Regions from separate parts of the Homo sapiens genome. Here region 2 is linked to region 1. Evidence: chromatin loops called from intact Hi-C (ENCODE). Cell type or tissue: A673. All regions are shown on one strand. Each heading gives the region's core, and the rest is flanking DNA. Links, peaks and the distances in the headings are about the cores only.

Evidence for each region. A loop is a pair of places that touch in the nucleus more often than their neighbours do. Peaks named below come from ENCODE experiments on the same cell type or tissue, not always from the same donor. Only the 100,000 strongest peaks of a DNase experiment are listed, where the experiment ranks them.
Region 2: a loop joins it to region 1, with 2.7 times the contacts of the local background. A loop is called at or near these places in 2 of 110 quality-filtered maps.

What each region holds. Positions count from the first base shown.
Region 1 is chr20:43,921,654-43,931,099 of GRCh38, forward strand. All of the region lies in intron 1 of TOX2 (TOX high mobility group box family member 2), which reads left to right. Among named protein-coding and RNA genes, the nearest start is that of TOX2, 12 kb to the left of the region's middle. In A673, for the core only: a CTCF peak has its summit at 4,259; DNase peaks (open chromatin) are centred at 3,758, 4,398, 5,128, 5,908 and 1 weaker place; H3K4me3 peaks cover 1,859 bases; H3K27ac peaks cover 6,804 bases.
Region 2 is chr20:43,858,691-43,868,136 of GRCh38, forward strand. LOC124904907 (a long non-coding RNA gene) reads left to right here and starts at 6,950. Exons shown (of 2, transcript XR_007067594.1): 1 at 6,950-7,085. In A673, for the core only: no CTCF peak of the experiment used is centred there; a DNase peak (open chromatin) is centred at 3,941; H3K27ac peaks cover 1,544 bases.

The sequences.
Region 1 (9,446 bases), core at 876-8,875:
TTCTTCTTCTTTTTTTTTTTCTAGAGACACAGTCTTGCTCTCTTGCCCAGGATGGAGTGCAGTGGTACAATCATAGCTCAGTGTAGCCTCAAACTCCTGGGCTCAAATGATCCTTCTGCTTTGGCCTCTCGAAGCGCTGGGACTGCAGGCATGAGCCACCACTTCTGGCCCTGGGCTGCTGGCAGTCCCAACGCTGGATGCTTCCATGTCTTGATCCCTAGACCTGATTTTCCTGAGCCTCTGGGTTGAAGGAGCCTCTTATTGGAGTGTCCAGGATTATGAATTGGGAGAGAGTTGCTCATTTCCTCCACCTTCTGTTACCTTCTTGAATCTGTGCAGCAGAGAAAGTGGGTTTTGGAGGCAGAGAAATTGGTTCAAATCACAGCTGCCCAGTCCACTGGCTTGGGCAGGTGACCTCATGCACATCACTTAGATGTTCAGGTCTCAGTTTTCTTATCTGTACAAGGGGACAGAAATGCCTGCCTTCTATTGTTGCTGCAAAGATCAGATTAAAGTAATAGGTATGGAAATTCTGTCTAATCTAGAATGATGTTTCCCAGCCTCGGCGCTATTGACATTTTGGACCTAATAACATTGTTGTGGGAGTTGCTGCATGCATTGCGGAATGTTTAGTCCTATCCCTGGCCCCTACCTAGTAGATGCCAAGAGCATCACCCTGCCCCCAGTCGTGACAACAAAAATGTCTCCAGACTTTGCCCCTGGTTGAGAACCAGTGATGTGGGAAGAAAGTTTAGCGCAGGTAAACTAGAAGATGGTGGTGAAGCGAATTGCAGCACCACAGCAGGCACCGTGCTTTCTGGCCAGGGCTTCAGTCCACTGTCTCCCTTCAGTAATCCTGTATCCACAGGGTTGACAGTCATCTTATTTACATGGATTCAAACCTACAGGATGATTTTTCAGCATGGTTTGGGAGCAACAGTAAAAACATATGGTAAGTGATTATTAACCTAATGAGTTGTGGTAAATTGTAATTTTATATCTTAATGAAATGATGTTGTATGACACAGGATAATACATTTTGATCAATTTCCCTGATATTTAAAACTTGCTGCCGTACAGTTGCTAATTCTGGTGCCTGCCAGGATGAGCAACCTGATTGTGGTTTTTCAATATTTAATGGCCTGTTTACTGCTGGGTTTCTCAGATGTTCAACAGGTTTTTATTGAGTGCCTACTGGGTGCTGGGGATTCAGCCCTGTCCTGGAGGCTCAGTAACTCCAGAGGAAAGTTTTATTTACTGGGTGAATGGCTATGTGGATTTGTAATCAATTGGCTTAAAATGCAGAGTAATAATTAAATATAAAATTGGCTGAGCAGTGCCAATGCCGGGAGTGTGGGAAGGTTTCACAATGGCAGTCTTACAGGAATGCCAGGTGGGCTGCCTGGGGGCATGTAGAGTGGTGGGGGGTGTTCCAGGCAGAGGGAGCAGCCATTGTAGGGGTGCTTTGGGGATACTGTCAGCCTAAGGAGGGGAAACCTGCCTGCGTGGGAGTTGGGACACCAGCAGAGATGGTTATGAAGAGCCTTGCACCCCAGCCTGTGGGGCTTTAAGTAGAGGACTGTGCCTGGAACCAGGGGTACGGTGCACAAGTATGGAATGCATCACATTGCTGGATTCTGACCATCCTCAACGACTGTCTCTTGGTCTTCTGCTGATGGGAAAGTCTAATGACTTGCATTTGATTTCCCCCAGTAGCCCATGATAGATACTCTGCTTCTCAAACTTTAGCCCACCAGAATCACCTGGAGCACAGTTAAAACAGACTGCTGTGTTCCACTCCCAGAAGTTCTGACTCAGCAGGCCTGGGGAGGAGCTGAAAGTTAGCACTACTAGCAAGTCGATGGTGCTGATGGTGCCAGTCTGGGATCCACACTTAGAGAACCTCTGGTCTAGACTAGAACGTGGCAGGATTGTCCTGCCTTAACTGAGGACAGTAGAGATGTATTGCTGGCCTGGGGCATGGAGCCCCGGTGTGGACATGGTTAGGTGTCCTTCTCAAGCCCCTTGGTGGGTTGTGGGGAGAGTCTTCTTCACCATGGGGAAAGTCTCACATTGGGTTGCCTGGAAAAGGACTCTGAGATGGAGAGTTGCTCGTGGAAGGTTTATGTGGGGAAGTTCTCTGCGGTGAGGTGGGCGGAAGGGGTGCACCTGCAGGGGACACAGGAGGAAACGTGCTTGGGCCGGGGAGAAGCTGGCCTGGCCTGACCTGTGGTTCTGAAGAACGCCATCCCACAGGGAGCTGTGGCGCTAAGGTGGCTCTTTAGTGTTGCCCCAGATGGAGGTGAGGGGACTGCCCAAGCCTTTGATTTCTGCATCATCTGGTCATTTCAGCATAAGTGAGAGGCCTAAAAATGAACAGCAGGCAGTTCCCTTGGGTGAAGGAGTTCACTGCAGTAGAGGGCAGTCCCATTGAAGGGCGAGCTGCAAGCCCAGCCGCTGATATTCCTGAGGTTGGGGGATGAGCATATGGAAGAGGGCTGGAGAGTACCACTGTGACCATCTCAGGGAGATTTCCCAGGAAATCAAGGGCCAGCATGTGGATGACTTTTAGTGATGGTCACTCACTTGCTCAAGGTTCTTCTTTGTCTCATGAAGTGAGAGAGATGTGTCATCTGCTCTGCGTAGGAAAGGCAGGATAGTTACTTTTTGGGTCCAAGGGAAGACAAATGGTAATTAATGGAGTTTTTAGGGGCTCAAAGATGCTCTTAGATGCTCCAGGGTGGGATTCCAGAGTCCTTGCACTGAGCTGTCACATATCTTCCTGTGTGTTAGGGAGGACTCCAGATGGGTCTCCAAGGAGCTTCTGGGCCATGCTTAAGGAGGTCACCTCTGGGCAAGAGCCAGGGCTTTCTCTTTGGGCTGGAGTCCTGTCTAGTTCAACAAGAGGCCATCTGCCCTGCCCAGCCTCAATGCAGGTCAGTGTTTCTGGCTTTGCCTTTCACCATCACTGAGCTCCCAGGAAGCTCAGAGGCAAAGGAGGGGTCACCTGTAGCCATAACATAGGCTGCTGTGGTGTGGCTACTGTTCATTAACTCACTCCCAACTGCACCTCATTTTTCTACCATTTTCCTCTTTATCTTGAGTCCTGCCACTGTTTTATTTTTTAAAAATTGATTTTGCTCTTTGTAAGACACACAGAAGTATTTTAGAAGAGGAAAGACACAAGTGAAGTCCCTCTCACTCTCTGTCCCTCTCCCTTCTCCACACACAGCCCTGTGTCCCGGGGTGTCCACTGAAAAGGGAGTGGAGGGTGTACTTCCCATCAAACCCTTTCTTCAGTTCCTTACTTTTAATACATTCGTTGTTTTTATTTCTGGAATCATTTTTTTATTTTCCCAGAATTCTGAGTTTCTTGATTGATCTCATATCATCGTGGTCTATTCTTCTTTTATGGATATGTGACTATCTTGAATCTCTTTGAAGATGGTAATTCGATTTTTAAAAAAGTGGTCTTTTGTTTCCTGCATTTAACTCTGTTTTATTGGTGATTCTTCTGTTCACTTTTAGGCCTCTCTTTTATGCTGATATTTTCTACAAATGCCTGGTGATTCTCGGTTGACATTTAAATTTGTAAATGGGAGGGGGGCATCTAGATCTGTTCTGTGGTTGTGAGTTTCCTCAACATGGGTGAAAGCCGTGACTGCGTGGGTGGGCAGGGTGGATGTTGAGTAGAAACGCTCTGTGTGTGGTGTGTGAGTGCAGACTCTATTGCGGTGTGGGATGAGCCTACGAAGTCCTTGGGGGCCTCTTTGTCCCTCGGGTAGGCCAGCAGTTACCCCCAGGGCGCTGGTGCACTTTTTCCAGCCTTGTGCTCACCCGCAGGAGGGAGTCTCCCAGGCAGATTTCTCATTTCAATTAGAGAATTCTTCTGGTTGGCATTAGCCTGGGGGCAAAACCAACAAACAGCTTCTCCCAGGGCTTTGGACGGGCACAGGGGTCCCAGCGCAGGCTTCCTCTCTCTGGGAATGTTCTGGGGTTCAGTTAGGTGTTGGGTGCCGGTTCCTTAGTGCTCACAGGCTTCGCTGTCAGTCTGTTTCTTTGACTTCTTAGTTTCTAGCAGTCTCATAACGTTTCTGATCCCAGCCTTTTCCTATTTTCTTATGTGCCTTAAGTTTTCCTAAGAACTATGCTGGGCACATTTGTCCCCATTTTTTTAGGTGAGAAGACTGAGGTCCAGATGAATCAAGTAACAGAAGGGTGGCAGAGGGGGCTGTTAGGCAGAGCTGGAATTTGGCCCGAGCTTGCTCTGCAGCTGTCAGGGTGCCAGGGGGAGCTCACTTCCTCCTGCTGCAGGGGTGGAAGAGTGTATCACTGGCTCCTTGTCCTAGAGTGCTTTTTACATTACAGCTAATTAAAATGTGCTTATTTCGAAGCTGGGCCTGATTTGCAGGAATGATTTAGAAACTTGTCGGAAATGAATCGACTCAGTAGTAGTATAACCCAGGGTCAATGCCACGCATATATTTTATTGTTTCATCATGCTGTGTTTTGGCTTGAACTGAACTTTATGATGTGGAAGATGGACCCTGGGCCCTTTATGTCTCATTTATTCTGCAAATATTTCCTGTTTACATTATTTAGGAAGGTCTCCCACCCCCACTCCCATGCTTTCTCTGTTCTCTATGTCCACCTGAGATGGAAGTTCATTTTTATGCAAATCCAGATGTTGGATCCAAATGTGACTTTGAGTTTGATGGAAGTGCCTGGGTTCGTATCCTGACACTTATAAGCTGTATGACTTTGGACCTGTCACTTAGCCTCTCTGAGTCGTGGTTTCCTCACATAATCACAATTGCATCTCAGGTTGGTGGTTAGGTCTGTGGGAGAGCAAGTAAGTCTTCCCCTCCCTCATTTCTTCCTCCAGGCACTGTTTAGGTGAACCGAGCCCTCTGTAGAACAGCGAGCATAGACCCTATACTAGGTTTTAGTGCCTTTATACACTGTACAGTCTAAGGAGCTTTTCAGTTCAGGATCGGTGTAGCGCTTGTTCCCATTGGGGCTGTCTCTTTTCTCTCCTGTATCAGTTCCCTTCTTTCTCATTGCAATTCCCACAGGGAGTTTTTAAGGACCAATGAAACATTCAGACTCACAAGATGAACACAGGGGACACTTGGCACCAGTCTCCTCGAAAGATTTGGGACACAGCCTGACACAGCCTGCCAGCAAGGCACGTGAGCTGTTCTCTTCTGCACAAGTAATTCTTGCAACAGTCTCCGCAGTGGTCCACGAAGGTGGCCAGGAGCTATTCTCTTTGCTGCCCCCTCCCTCCCAGGATCTAGTTCAAGTGCAAAGGAATGAGATACACAATGGGTGGCTGTGGAAGCCACCCTGGCTTAGAAGCCTTATTGTCCCAGCTGCCATATCCATTGTAACAATTCCGTAGGCTTAGCTTCAAGGACCCAGGGACATGTCAGGTACAAATTTCTCTGCATCTAGGAAAACCCAAATTATGGCTTCTTTTTCAGATATTTATAACTTATTTATAGTTCCTCCCAGTTCAAATGCAACTTACCAATCAGGGGTCATTTTTACCATAAGCAGAGTTGCCTGGTAACATAGTTAACGTCCCACTTTCCTCAGGTTTCCAGGGGAGTTATGCTCCGCAATTAACAAAGGTGAAATTCTCTTGCAACAAGGAAAAGGGTTTGGTTAACCCTTTCCCCCATATTCATCATCCTACTTTTTTCCCCTGTGGGCTGGTATTTTTGGCATCTCTTTTGGAAGGACGAATGGAGTCCTCAGAAATATATTCCACACTGTGTACATTTTCTGATGATCTATATAACACACACACACACACACACACACACACACACACACACACACACACACACACATCATGAGATATGCTTTGGAGTCATACTGGCCTGGGATCAAATCTTGGCTCTTGGCTTTGCCACCTATGAAGAGTTAATTTCCTTCCTTCCTTCCTTCCTTCCTTCCTTCCTTCCTCCTTCCTTCCTTCCTCCCCTTCCCTTCCCTTCCCCTTCCTTCCTTCCTTTCTTCCTTCCTTCCCTTCCCCTTCCTTCCTTTCTTCCTTCCTTCCTTCTTTCCTTCCATCCTTCCTTCCTTCCCTCCTTCCTTCCCTCCCTCCCTCCCTCTTTCCCTCCCTCCCTCCCTCTATCCCTCCTTCATACAGCCATCCAAGGAGCATGCACTGCCTGCTGTATGCAAGGCTTTGTGGTAGGTGCCAGGCAGGAACAGGTAATTAAGACATGGTCCTTTTCCTTGAGAAGCATGATCTTATTAGAGAGACAGAAATAAACAATTTCAAATGTGTGTGGTAAGCATTATGTTGAAGTAGCACAGGGGAGTGTGGGACCACCAGGCTAGGCTGGGGACAGTCAGAAAAGGCTTCTCAGAGGAAGGGACACTTGCCTGTGCTTGAAGGTGAGTAGAACTTGGCCAAGTGAAGAAGGTAGGGAAAAGCATTCCAGGTAGAAGGAACAACATATGCAAAGGCATAGAAGGTGCTGAGAGTGTCAAGATGTGAGGCTGAAGAAGGGAGCCAGGGGCATTTGGAAAGCTGTTTATTATCTCTGACTTCAGTTTTCTCGTATACAAAATGTGATGAGCAATGCTTACTTGTTTATGAAATTAAATGAGGTAATGATGTATGTTTAAGCACCTGGTGTAGTTAGCTTCAATTCCCTTTCCAAATCTGTCTACAGATGCCTAAGAGCCAGGCTTTGATTTTAAATGAGAGAAGGAATAAAAAGCACTGAAGGGCCTGGCCGCCCACTTGCACAGTGCAGGTTTCCTGCAGCTGCTCTTGTGTTGGTCGCTTTATTGCTGCTTTGGACGGAGCACTAAATGTCTGCATGCCGACCTGGATTACGTCCTTCAGGATCAGCGAAGCACATCATTGTGTTTTCTTAATGGCTCAATGCTAACAGCAAGTCACGGCCTGTCGAGGTGTCCTGTGGGACAATTTTTCATCTGCCTATGGCCATGCTTCTGTCTGACGCTCTGTCAACACGCCCTGTCATTCGCTTCTTTGTCTTGCTTTGCCTTCCACATGCCAGCTGGGGAAACTTCGCTTTCCATGGAGTTTGGAGACATTTACTATCCAGTGACCAAAGGTCAGGATGAGCTGAGGAGCCATGGTGGCCACCATCAATGTCTTTATGATGCGTAAATTGGATCCTGTCTCTTCTCCATACAAAGCTACTCAGTGGGGCCGGGCGTGGTGGCTCACGCCTGTAATCCCAGCACTTTGGGAGGCAGAGGCGGGTGGATCATTCGAGGTCAGGAGTTCAAGACCAGCCTGGCCAACATGGTGAAACCCTGTCTCTACTAAAAATATGAAAAAAAAAAAAAAAAAACAACAACAAAAAAACTGGGCATGGTGGCTCGTGCCTGTAATCTCAACTACTTGGGAGGCTGAGGCAGAAGAATCACTTGAACCCTGGAGGCAGAGGTTGCAGTGAGCTGAGATCATTCCACTGCACTCCAATCTGGCGACAGAGTGAGACCCTGTCTCAAAAACAAACAAACAAACAAACAAACAAAAACAGGGAAAAAAACCCCCACAAAGCTGCTCAATGGCTTTCTGTTGTAGCTTGATGAACTCTTACAAACCTAAATCACATCTTCTTAGGTTTCTGCTTAAAGCCTTCCAGTGCTTTGCCCTGGTGAGTAGATAACATCCAACTCCTTTGGCCCATAAGTCCTCACGTGAGCTTGCCTCTGCCTGCATTTCCAGCCTCTGTTCCAGGAACCAGGCTTCATGCTGGGGACATGGTGATGAGCAAAGTCAGAGTCAGTCCCCCTCAGTGACTCCATTCCAGTCACCTGGCCTTCTTGCTATTTCTCAGATCCCCCCACCCTGTTCTTTTGCGCTTGAGGGGCTTTGCACATGCTGTTCCCTTTGCCTGGAATGTTCTTGCCCTCATTCTTTACATGGCTGGCTCCTGCCCAGCCTCTGACCTCAGCTTCATCCTCGTCTTCCCAGAGTCTGACCTGCTCATCTGTGCAGTTGTCTTTCTTTTTGTCTACCATAGCCTCTGAGTATTTTTATTTTTTAATTTTTTATTTGTTTCTTTATTTTTTTGAGATGGAGTCTCGCTCTGTTGCCCAGGTTGGAGTGCAGTGGTGCGATCTCAGCTCACTGCAACCTTCACCTCCCAGGTTCAAGTGATTCTCCTACCTCAGCCTCCCGAGTAGCTGGGATTACAGGAACACACCACCATGCCCGGCTACTTTTTGTATTTTTAGTAGAGACGGGGTTTCACCATGTTGGCCAGGATGGTCTCAATCTCCTGACATCATGATCCACCCGCCTCGGCCTCCCGAAGCGCTGGGATTACAGACGTGAGCCAATGCGCCCAGCTGCTTCTGAGTATTTTTCTTCGTGGCATCATATATCTGTGAAATTACTTGGTTGCTCCCCCTTCAGGATAATAAACTTTAAGAAGCAATAGGCTCATGCTTATTTTGTTTACCATTGCATCCCCATGGTGTCTGACCTATAGTAGGTGCTCAGTAAAAAGTTGTTGAAAGATTGAATGAATGAATGAGGCAGGTTATATTTTTCAGAGATGACCACCGTAACATAGCCCAGGCTGTGTTTCTAAGAATAATCCACTCACCCTCTCTGGGCCTCACTTACCCTGTTTATATGTTGTTGCCAGGAGGATTAAACACATATATGTGAGGGACACAGTGTTTGGGGCCTGCAAGTGTTAATCCATGTGAATTCTATAATTCTCCTTGTAGAAACATGCCAGGCCCATCTCTAGCTGAGTCCAAGGAGGAAAGTTGAGATATGACTCAAGAGGGATGATGTTTGAAATCCTTGTCCTCATGGCTTTTAATCAATGCTTGACCCTTTGGGGCAAGGCTGGCAGATGCAGCCCCTGTTTTGTCCCCTTCCCATCTCCCTGGGAATGATGACCTTGCCTTTGTCAGGAGGGAGGCGTCACTCCCAGTTGCTTGGGCTGGGGTATCTGGGGCACAGTTGGCCTGGCCTTCGGAGATAATAAAATCTCTCTCCAGCCCATGGGAATGTTTCTGTTGAGCAAGCAGGACTTTTTGGTGGCTTCTCTCCTGAAGTTATCACTCTTCTTTTTTAAAAAAATTAAACTGTAAATTATGAACACTATGTTACCTGCCAAAAAGTTTAGGAAATGAGGGAAATCACCTGCTATGATCCCACGGTGCAGATTCAAGGGCAGTGTTTGACACTTTGCCTTCTTAATACTCAAGGCTTGCAAACTGCACTGCCCTACCATGGTTTTCTGGAAGCCCCTTACCCATCGCTTTCTTTCTACCTATTCCTGATGTTTATTGTTTATGTCCTTCTCTCCTCCCTCCTCTATCCCCTTCACTAGAATGTCGGCTTTGGAAGTGTGGGGAATCTCTGTCGTTTGCTCATGGGTGGAGCCTTCAGAGCGACTCTGACTGCCAGGCCTCTGGTTTTAGTG
Region 2 (9,446 bases), core at 929-8,928, 63 kb before region 1:
ATCCAAGATTCACTTTTTTTTCCCCCCGAGATAGGGTCTCACTCTGTCGCCCAGGCTGGAGTGCATTCTTGCAGTCATGGCTCACTGCAGCCTCCACTTCTGTGGCTTAAGTGGTCCTCCCATCTCAGCCTCCTGAGTAGCTGATGGTACAGGCATGCGCCACCACACCCAGCTAATTTTTAAATTTTTTGTGGAAACTGAGTTTCTCTATATTGCCTAGGCTGGTCTTGAACTCCTGGGCTCAAGTGATCCTCCCACCTCAGCCTCCCCGAGTGCTGAGATTACAGATATGAACCACTGTGCTGGGCCCAAGATTCACTTCTTAACCTCTTCTTTACCCTTCCTTCAATAGCTTTCCTATTCCTGACTTCTTTATTTTGAATTATCTTTTGGTTTTCTGGGTTTTATTATTTTCTTTTTCTTTTTCTTTTTTTTTTGAGATGGAGTTTTGCTCTTGTTGCCCAGGGTGGAGTGCAATGGCGTGATCTTGGCTAACCGCAATCTCTGCCTCCTGGGTTCAAGCAATTTTCCTGCCTCAGCCTCCCGAGTAGCTGGGATTATAGACATGCACCTCCATGCCTGGCTGATTTTGTATTTTTAGTAGAGACGGGGTTTCTCCATGTTGGTCAGGCTGGTCTTGAACTCCCAACCTCAGGTGATCCACCTGCCTCATCCTCCCAAAGTGCTGGGATTACAGGTGTGAGCCACCTTGCCCGGTCTGGGTTTTATTATTGAAAAGCATTTTTTAAAAGAAATGTTGATGAATCCTACAGTCCCTGAATTTAGGTACTTCTATGCACACAAGGAAGATTATGTGAGATGATGGATATGTTAACAATTTGCTTGACTGTAGCAGTTATTCCATTGTGTATATGTACATCAAAACATTTTATTATACCTTAAATACATACAATGAATTTTTTAGAAGGAAAAAAAGCTAAAAACAATGACAAAAATAAAAAACCTCACATCCGTTTATTAGGTATAAAGTTTTTAAGTCATACTTTTATGCCCTCAAACCTCTGCAGATGCTATGCTGGTCTTCTGATATCAAATATTAATATGGAGAAATCAATGGGGGCAGTCTGATATTCTCCCTTTAATTGGTAACTTGGTATTACTGGCGAGGCACTTATATAATTATCCTTCTTAAATGCCTTAAGTTGAAGATCTTTATCACAATATATCTAGATTTTCATCTTTCTCTACTAATGTTTTTTTGAAAGCCATATACTTTTCAATCTTCACATTCAGTATTTTTTCTTTATTATATGATGGATCATTTCCATGGTACATTTTTTCTGTTCTCTCCTTTAAGGATGCTACTTATCGTTATGTTTACTTCCATTGTGTGTCATACATAACAATCATCTGCTCTAAATTGTTTCTGACTCTTTGACCTTTTTCCTTTGCATTTTGGGTGATTTTTCTATTATCCTATCTTGAATTCTCCCTCTTTATATTCCTGCTGTTGTCAGTTCTGTCCTGGCTGTTTCTTATCTATTTAATAAGAACATAATCCAATTATTCTGGTTCACAACTTATTAACTTGGCTCTGCAATTCTTCCAATCTTATCCTGCTAAATTTTCATCTCATCTTTGGCTTTTTTGAGACTATGATACATCTGTGGTCTAATTTTTTTTTTAATGTTTCTAAAATGTCTTCTTCTGAGATGAAATCTTTTTTTTTTTTTTTTTTGAGACAGAGTCTCGCTCTGTCGCCCAGGCCGGAGTGCAGTAGTGCGATCTCGGCTCACTGCAAGCTCTGCCTCCTGAGTTCACGCCATTCTCCTGCCCCAGCCTCCCGAGTAGCTGGGACTACAGGCGCCCACCACCACGCCTGGCTAATTTTTTGTATTTTTAGTAGAGACGGGGTTTCACCCTGTTAGCCAGGATGGTTTCGATCTCCTGACCTCGTGATCTGCCCCGCCTCAGCCTCCCAAAGTGCTGGGATTACAGGTGTGAGCCACCGCGCCTGGCTGCCTTGAGCCCTTTCCTAAGGGTACTAATTTCATTCATGATGGCGGAGCCCTCATGACTTAATCACCCCTCGAAGGCCCAACCTCTTAATACCATCACTTTGGGGGTTAAGTCCCATTGCATGAATTCTGGAGGGACACATACCTTCAAAGCATAGCCGTCCCCGTTGCTAGCTTCAGAACTGCTATTCTTGGTCATTTAAAAGTGTATGTCTATTTGTGGTTGTCATTCTATTCAATTTGGGGAGAGAGACATTGAGTGAGCCTGCATTTACTTTACCATCTTTCCTCGGATGTTTCAGATAATTTTAGAGCAAACCTCACAAAATAATTTAGTTATTCAATTCCATATTTCAAAAGTAGCTGTAATTACTCTTTGCGGCACATTTTCATATCACCGTTTCCTTACATTACCTCATTTAATCCTCTGGCAGCCTATTGAGATAGGAATTATTATGCCCATTTTCTAGTGGCTTTCACTCATCCATAGCAGTGAGTTGATGTGGATTAGATTTGTTCAACTCTAAATTTTGTGTCTTTTCCACTACACTGCACTTCTTTTCAAAAAACGAAATAATAACCTCCTGGCTCTATGCTGGCGAGTGCGTTTGTCAGAGAAATTGGATGCTACAAGGCATCACTTACTGTATCTACTCTACCTAAGGGCATGTTTAATTGAACTTAATTGGAACAACTACCCAGGGTTTTAAATTTTTATTATTATTTTTTACTAGCTCACTCTTAAGCCAAAAACTCACCCTCATTTAAAGCAGGTGTTATTATAAATTCAACTATATATAAATGTGGTGTTCGTCTCTGTTGGAAATAGGAGAAATATAACAAAAGCACTGGCTCACCATTGGGTTGGGATTTTCAGCCTGCCTCCTTTTTCCGTTCCACTGTGGGATGGACCACTTTCTTGTTATGCAGAGGAAAAAACACTGTGATCCTTGTCTTGGCTGTGTGACCAGAACAAGTTACTTAACATCTCTGGTCTTCATCTCTCTCTGCTGGGAATGAAAATATAAGGTCATATACTCTTCCTACCTTTAAGGTTTCAGACTTCATGAAATCCAAGTCTGGGAACTGACTCCAGACCATAGCTTCAGCATGGGCTTTGCTATATTGCTGGGCAGTCTTGGGAAAGTTCCTTCCTTTCTTTGGGTCTCAGTTTGCCCATCTGTAAATAGCCTTGTTAGGTAAGTTCAGTGGTTTTCTTTTCTTTTTTTTTTTGAGACAGAGTCTTGCTCTGCCACCCAGGCTGGAGTGCAATGGCGTGATCTTGGCTCACTGGAACCTCCACCTCCTGAGTTCAAGCGATTCTCCTGCCTCAGCCTCCTGCGTAGCTGGGACTACAGGTGCCTGCCACCACGCCTGGCTAATTTTTGTATTTTTAGTAGAGACGGGGTTTCACCAAGTTGGCCAGGCTGGTCTTGATCTCCTGACCTCAGGTGATCCACCCGCCTCGGCCTCCCAAAGTGCTGGGATTACAGGCGTGAGCCACCATGTCCGGCCAGCTCAGTGGTTTTCAAACTGTGTTCCAAGGAACACTAGGAACTGTGGAGGTGGAAACAGAAAGACTAGGCTTGTGCTTTATATAGTCCACCTCTGGGTAAGGTTACATTTGTAAAAAGTGTTCTATTGTTAACAAATGAAAAAATTGTTCTGAGATATTTCGTCCCATACAGTCTCTCCCTGAAGGAGATTTCTCCAGGTGAACGTTCTTAGAAACTAAAACTTACTACCTTAAGCACCATTTTGGTTTGATATTGAATGGAAATCAATATAAAGTGGAATTAGACATCTTGCCTTATTTACAGTAAGGCACTGAACATTAACTTTTTCTTGCTGTTAAGGATCACTATTTTGAATATCAACGTGACTCACTGATGTCTTGAAGACATGGGCAGGTGAAAATGACCCTCGGCCCTTTCCATGACTGTCTCCACATGACTCTTCCTTCCTTCCTTCCTTCCTTCCTTCCTTCCTTCCTTCCTTCCTTCCTTCCTTCCTTCCTTCTTTCCTTCCTCTTGCTCTGTTGCTGGAGTACAGTGGCACAATCATAGCTCACTGCAGCCTTGAACTCTTGGGTTCAAGCAGCCCTCCTGCTTAGCCCCCGAGTACCTAGGATTACAGGTGCGTGCCACTACACCTGGCTAATTTGTAAATTTTTTGGAGATGCAGAGTCTTGCTATATTGCCCAGGCTGGTCTCAAACTCCTGGCTTCAAGGGGTCCTCCTGCCTAAGCCTCCCAAAACTTTGGGATCATAGGTGTGAGCCACTGTGCCTGCCAAGTATGCTTCTTTAGTTTGTATACTGTTTTCTGTGATTCCCTCTTTACCCCATGGCTGTCAGGAGGTCTGAAGTCCTTACTCCTTTTTGCATTGAGGGGTCCTCCTAGGCTCTGAGAAGAAAGTCTCCCCATCTTTGTAGCCTACTTTTCTCTCCACAAATTTAGAGCCAGAAACCTGGTTGTCTCAGGACATCTTTCTTTTTTTTTTTTTTGAGACGGAGTCTCGCTCTGTCGCCCAGGCCTAGAGTGCAGTGGCACAATCTCGGCTCGCTGCAAGCTCCACCTCCCGGGTTCACATCATTCTCCTGCCTCAGCCTCCAGAGTAGCTGGGACTACAGGCGCCTGGCCAATTTTTTGTATTTTTAGTAGAGACGGGGTTTCACTGTGTTAGCCAGGATGGTCTCGATCTCCTGACCTCATGATCTGCCCGCCTCTGCCTCCCAAAGTGCTAGGATTACAGGCGTAAGCCACCGCGCCCGGCCGTCTCAGGACATCTTTATTGGTTACTCCAAAGATTACCTCCAATCTAACACCCTCCCTTCACTTCCCCAGCGACAGCCTCTTTCCTGCGAAGCCTTCTCCTCTCTGTGCATGGCAGGAACCCGTGACTCATTTTGGATTCTCCCATCTTCCTCAGCTTCGCCATCCAATTAGTTACCCTGGCCAGTCCTGGTTCTGTCCCCAAGACAGCTTGATAACTTTCAGCACATCCTTTAACCTCTCTGGGCCTTAGTTTCCTCAGGAAGGAAGAAAAGGAGGTACAGAAAGATAAAAAGGAAGAAACGTTTACTGAGCTCCTTCTCCTTGCTATAGGCAAGGAATTTGACACCAACCAGATTGGTTCAGATCCATCCTTGCTACTTGTTAGTTTTGTGCTCTTGGCAAAATAACACATTCCCTTTCTGAGCTTGTTTCCTCATCTCTAAAACGGGGGTGGTAATATGTATGTTGAGGAAGAAATGACAGTGGGCCTGGCACGTAGTAAGCATTTGGTATATGTTAGCCAGCGTGCCTGTCCTCCCTCCTGTCTCCCTTCCGCTTTCCTTCCTTGCCTCATTGAGAGCCTGTTTGGCTGTATTTTTCCATCCAGGCAATTACTCTCCCCACAAGTGTGTGCATTGTTTGGGAGTCGGGCTGTGAGATGAGGTTATGAGTTGCAAACACAACAGCTCCTCCAGCTTCTGTCGCTGGCCTACAAATGTCACGTTCATCCAAATAGCAATTTCAGGGCACACTTCTTTCCTGATTTGTTAGTACTTCTGAAAAATTAAATGGAGAGAACTTTGAGGTGCCAAGGAACATGATGAACTCATTGCAGAAGCAGAGCCAGCTCTTCCTCCACCCTCCAAAGCTCTAAAATTAGACTCAGCAAACCCTGCGAGGAGAGCTCAGCCCACTCTTGACCCCAAAGCAAAGGGTGTCCTGTTTGCCATGAGGTCTTGGGTAGCCTGAAGGCCTCAGTTTGGGGGACAGACCCTCAAGACTGAAGCAGAGCCTATGACGTCTCTCCCTCCCTCTGTCTACTTCCATCTGGAACTAGGTGCCACTGGAGATGCTGAGCAGTGACGAGCCACATTTAATTGTTTCCTCTTTTAGAATCAACTTTATTGGGGTATAATTGATGAATGATCAAATGCACCAGGCCGGGCATGGTGGCTCATGCCTGTATTCCCAGCACTTTGGGAAGGTGAGGTGCGTGGATCACCTGAGGTCAGGAGTTCGAGACCAGCGCCAACATGGTGAAACCCCGTCTCCACTAAAAATGCACACACAAAATAATAATAATAATAATAATAATAATAATAATAATAATAATTAGCTGGGTGTGGTGGCACATGCCTGTAATCCCAGCTACTCGGGTGACTGTGGCAGGAGAATCACTTGAACCTGGGAGGCGGAGGCTGCAGTGAGCCAAGAGCGTGCCACTGCACTCCAACCTGGGCAACAGAGTAGGCCTCTGACTCTAAAATAAAATAAAATAAAGCGCACCCATTTCAAGTGTCCAATTCAATGGGCTTTGACAGATGTCCACATTCATAGAACTATCACCACAATAAAAACATAGAACATTTCTATCACCCCAGCAATTTTTATTTAAAATTCAGAAATATTATAACCATCCAGAAATGTTCAGAGATTAATATAATGAAATAATGCTTACAAATCTACCACCAAGGATTAGCAGATGTTACTGTGTTGCTACATTTGCTGTGATTTGTCCTCATTTCTTTCTCTCTCTCTCCCTCCCTTCATGTCCACTCTGAGAAAGAAAGAAAATTAAATAAAAACTCTTTTAAAGAAATGAAACATTATCAGTACAGTCAGAGCCTTCCTTATCCCAATGCTCATAGATAACTACTGTCACTACCCATGTTTTAAAGGGACATGTCTTACTCATGTTTAAAAACTTAACTGCCCTGTGCATGATCACAAAAAATATACAGCTTTGTTAGGTGGGCTTTTGACATTTATGTACAATAATGGTGTATGTGTCCTTTTGTAACTTACTGTAACTTGACATGTGCTTTAAAGATTCATTCACCTTTTTTACAAGTAGATCTAGTTCATTTGCCTTAAATTAGTATTCTAGTGTAAGAAGGTTTTAAAATTTACTAACCCAATCCCCTACTGATAGGCATTTAGGCTGTTCTCTTTCTCTTCCCAATAACATCAGTGCTGCAGTGCAAATCCTGAGCCCATGTATAGGAATTACTCTTTTGGGATATTTATCTGAAAGTGGAACTGTTGGCTCAGAAGGCCCCAGGGCATGAACCTCTCCAGCTTTGCTAGATATTGCCAAATTGCTCTCCCAGGTAAGAGTATCAACACCCTCTTCCTAAAAGTTCCTGTCTTTCCCATCTCCTCTGCAACATTTGGTTAGATTTTTTTCCCCCACTCTGATGTTTATGAAATAGTCTTTTGGTTGCTTTAATTTGCATTTCCTTGGTCAACAGTGAAGCTGAGCGTGTATTTATAAATTTATTGGGCTTTAGAGTTTCTTCTGTGAATGCTTGTGGATGTTTTTGTCTCTTTTTCCGTTTGCTTTTTAAATTGGATTGTAAAAATTCTTTATGTATTATAGATATTAATCCCTTATCAGTTATATGTATCGTAAATATTTTCTCCAAGCCTGTGGCCTCTCTCTTAATTTTGGTTTTGGTGCTTTTTGGTCATAGAAATTTTAAGTTTTAATGCAGTCAAATTTTTCTCTGTGGTTTATGCTTTTTGTGAATTGTTTAAGAAATCCTTCTCTACTCCAACAACATTTTCTACACTTTCTTCTAAAAGAGATAAGGGTTATTCTTCCCATTTGACAGATAAGGAAATGGAAGAGGTGACTTGTCCAAAGTCCACGGATGTAGGTGGCAGATCCAGGACTGGCCCGCTGTGTGCTGATTCTAAACCCAGCATGCTTTTCTTCACTTGGGGCCCTGGTGTTGAGAGCCGGATCTGGGAAGCAGATGATCGTGGTTCAGTGTGGTCTTGACCTGTGGTGGATGGACACTGGGCGGACCATGTCCTCTCTCTGTGGCTCCTCTTGGTGGTCCTATGGTCAGGGAGGCTCATGACTTTTCCTTTGCCGGATGTGTCAGTGAATACTGAGTTCCTAAAGGTCAGCTTTGGAAGAGATTTGGGGCCATGTGTTATACATGGAGAAACTGAGACCCTGATTGGGGGAGAAAGTTGCTCTGGACTTGCCCGTGGCTTATCCCACCTGCCAAGGGGCACAGTTCCAGCACTGCCTGGCTCCCATTCTGAACCCACTTGGGCCTCGCCATCCTGGCCTGGCCACTGGACAACAGTAGCCACCAATGGGGAGGACACAGGCCACCTGCCAGGTGACTGCACATCTGCCCCTTGACTTTGTCCTCATAGCAGCCTTAGGGCTGGCAACTGTCATCTCCATTTTACAGAGGAGGAACTTGAAATTTAGAGAGGGTAATTGATTTGGCCAAATTCATACACAGAGGCAGGAAACCCTGATCCCCATGATTCCAAAGCTCATCCTGTGTGACCCAGGATCCTGCTCTGTATTGGAGGTGACTGAGTCAACACTGAAGAAGCAGCTCCTTCTCTGATTGACCCTCAACTGTTAGAGAACCTGTGTCCCCAGCCCCACGTAGTCACCTCTGCCCTGAGCCTCTCCTCAGTGTCTCAGAGCCTCAAACCCTGACTCAGTCTCTTGTCTTATTTATTTATTTATTTATTTATTTATTTATTTATTTATTTATTTTTGAGACAGAGTTTTGCTCTTGTTGCCCAAGCTGGAGTGCAATGGTGCAATATCAGCTCACTGCAACCTCTGCCTCCCAGGTTCAAGCGATTCTCCTGCCTCAGCCTCCCGAGTAGCTGGGATTACGGGCATGTGCCACCAAGCCTGGCTAATTTTTGTATTTGTAGTAGAAACAGGGGTTTGCCATGTTGGTCAGGCTGGTCTCGAACTCCTGACCTCAGGTGATCCTCCCGCCTCGGCCTCCCAAAGTGCTGGGATTACAGGCGTGAGCCACTGCGTCCGGCTTGGTCTCTCGTCTTAAATCAAGGAGGTTTTCATAGCTCATGGCCCATCCACACACAGCCTCTGCCACTCCCACATCAGACTGAGTGGGCAGGGAATGTCCTACTTTCATCCATTCATTCCATCCCTTATTCACTTAATTTTAACTGGGCAGAGAGTCAGGGTGACGTGTGGCCTGGTCAGAGTCCTGTGCCATCTTACTTAACTCTCAGAGCCTCAGTTTCTTCATGTATAAAATAGGCACAATGAACACTCAACTCCTCAAACTGCTGTGAAGGTTAACTGAGAGGAACAAGCCTGTGGTTATGATTCCATGGCCAGTTTACCATGGGGTCTGTGACTGCTGCCTCGGCTCTACCATCTGAGCTCAGGGCTGCCTGGCCTGGAATGGAGGGGTGGGTAAGAGCACAGGCTCTGAAGCCAGAGTACCTGGATTCAAATCCTCCCACCACCCTGACTAGCTGTGTGATTTTCAGCAATATACTAAGCTTTTTGGTGCCACATTTCCTCATTTAAAAAATTATGTTAATAATAATGCCTACCCTATGACATTGTCATGAATACGAAAAAAAGTTAATACATGTGAAACACAAAGAACCATGTAATTATAGACAAAACTGTGTCTCCTCCAACCCCACCCCAGATTCATATGTTAAGG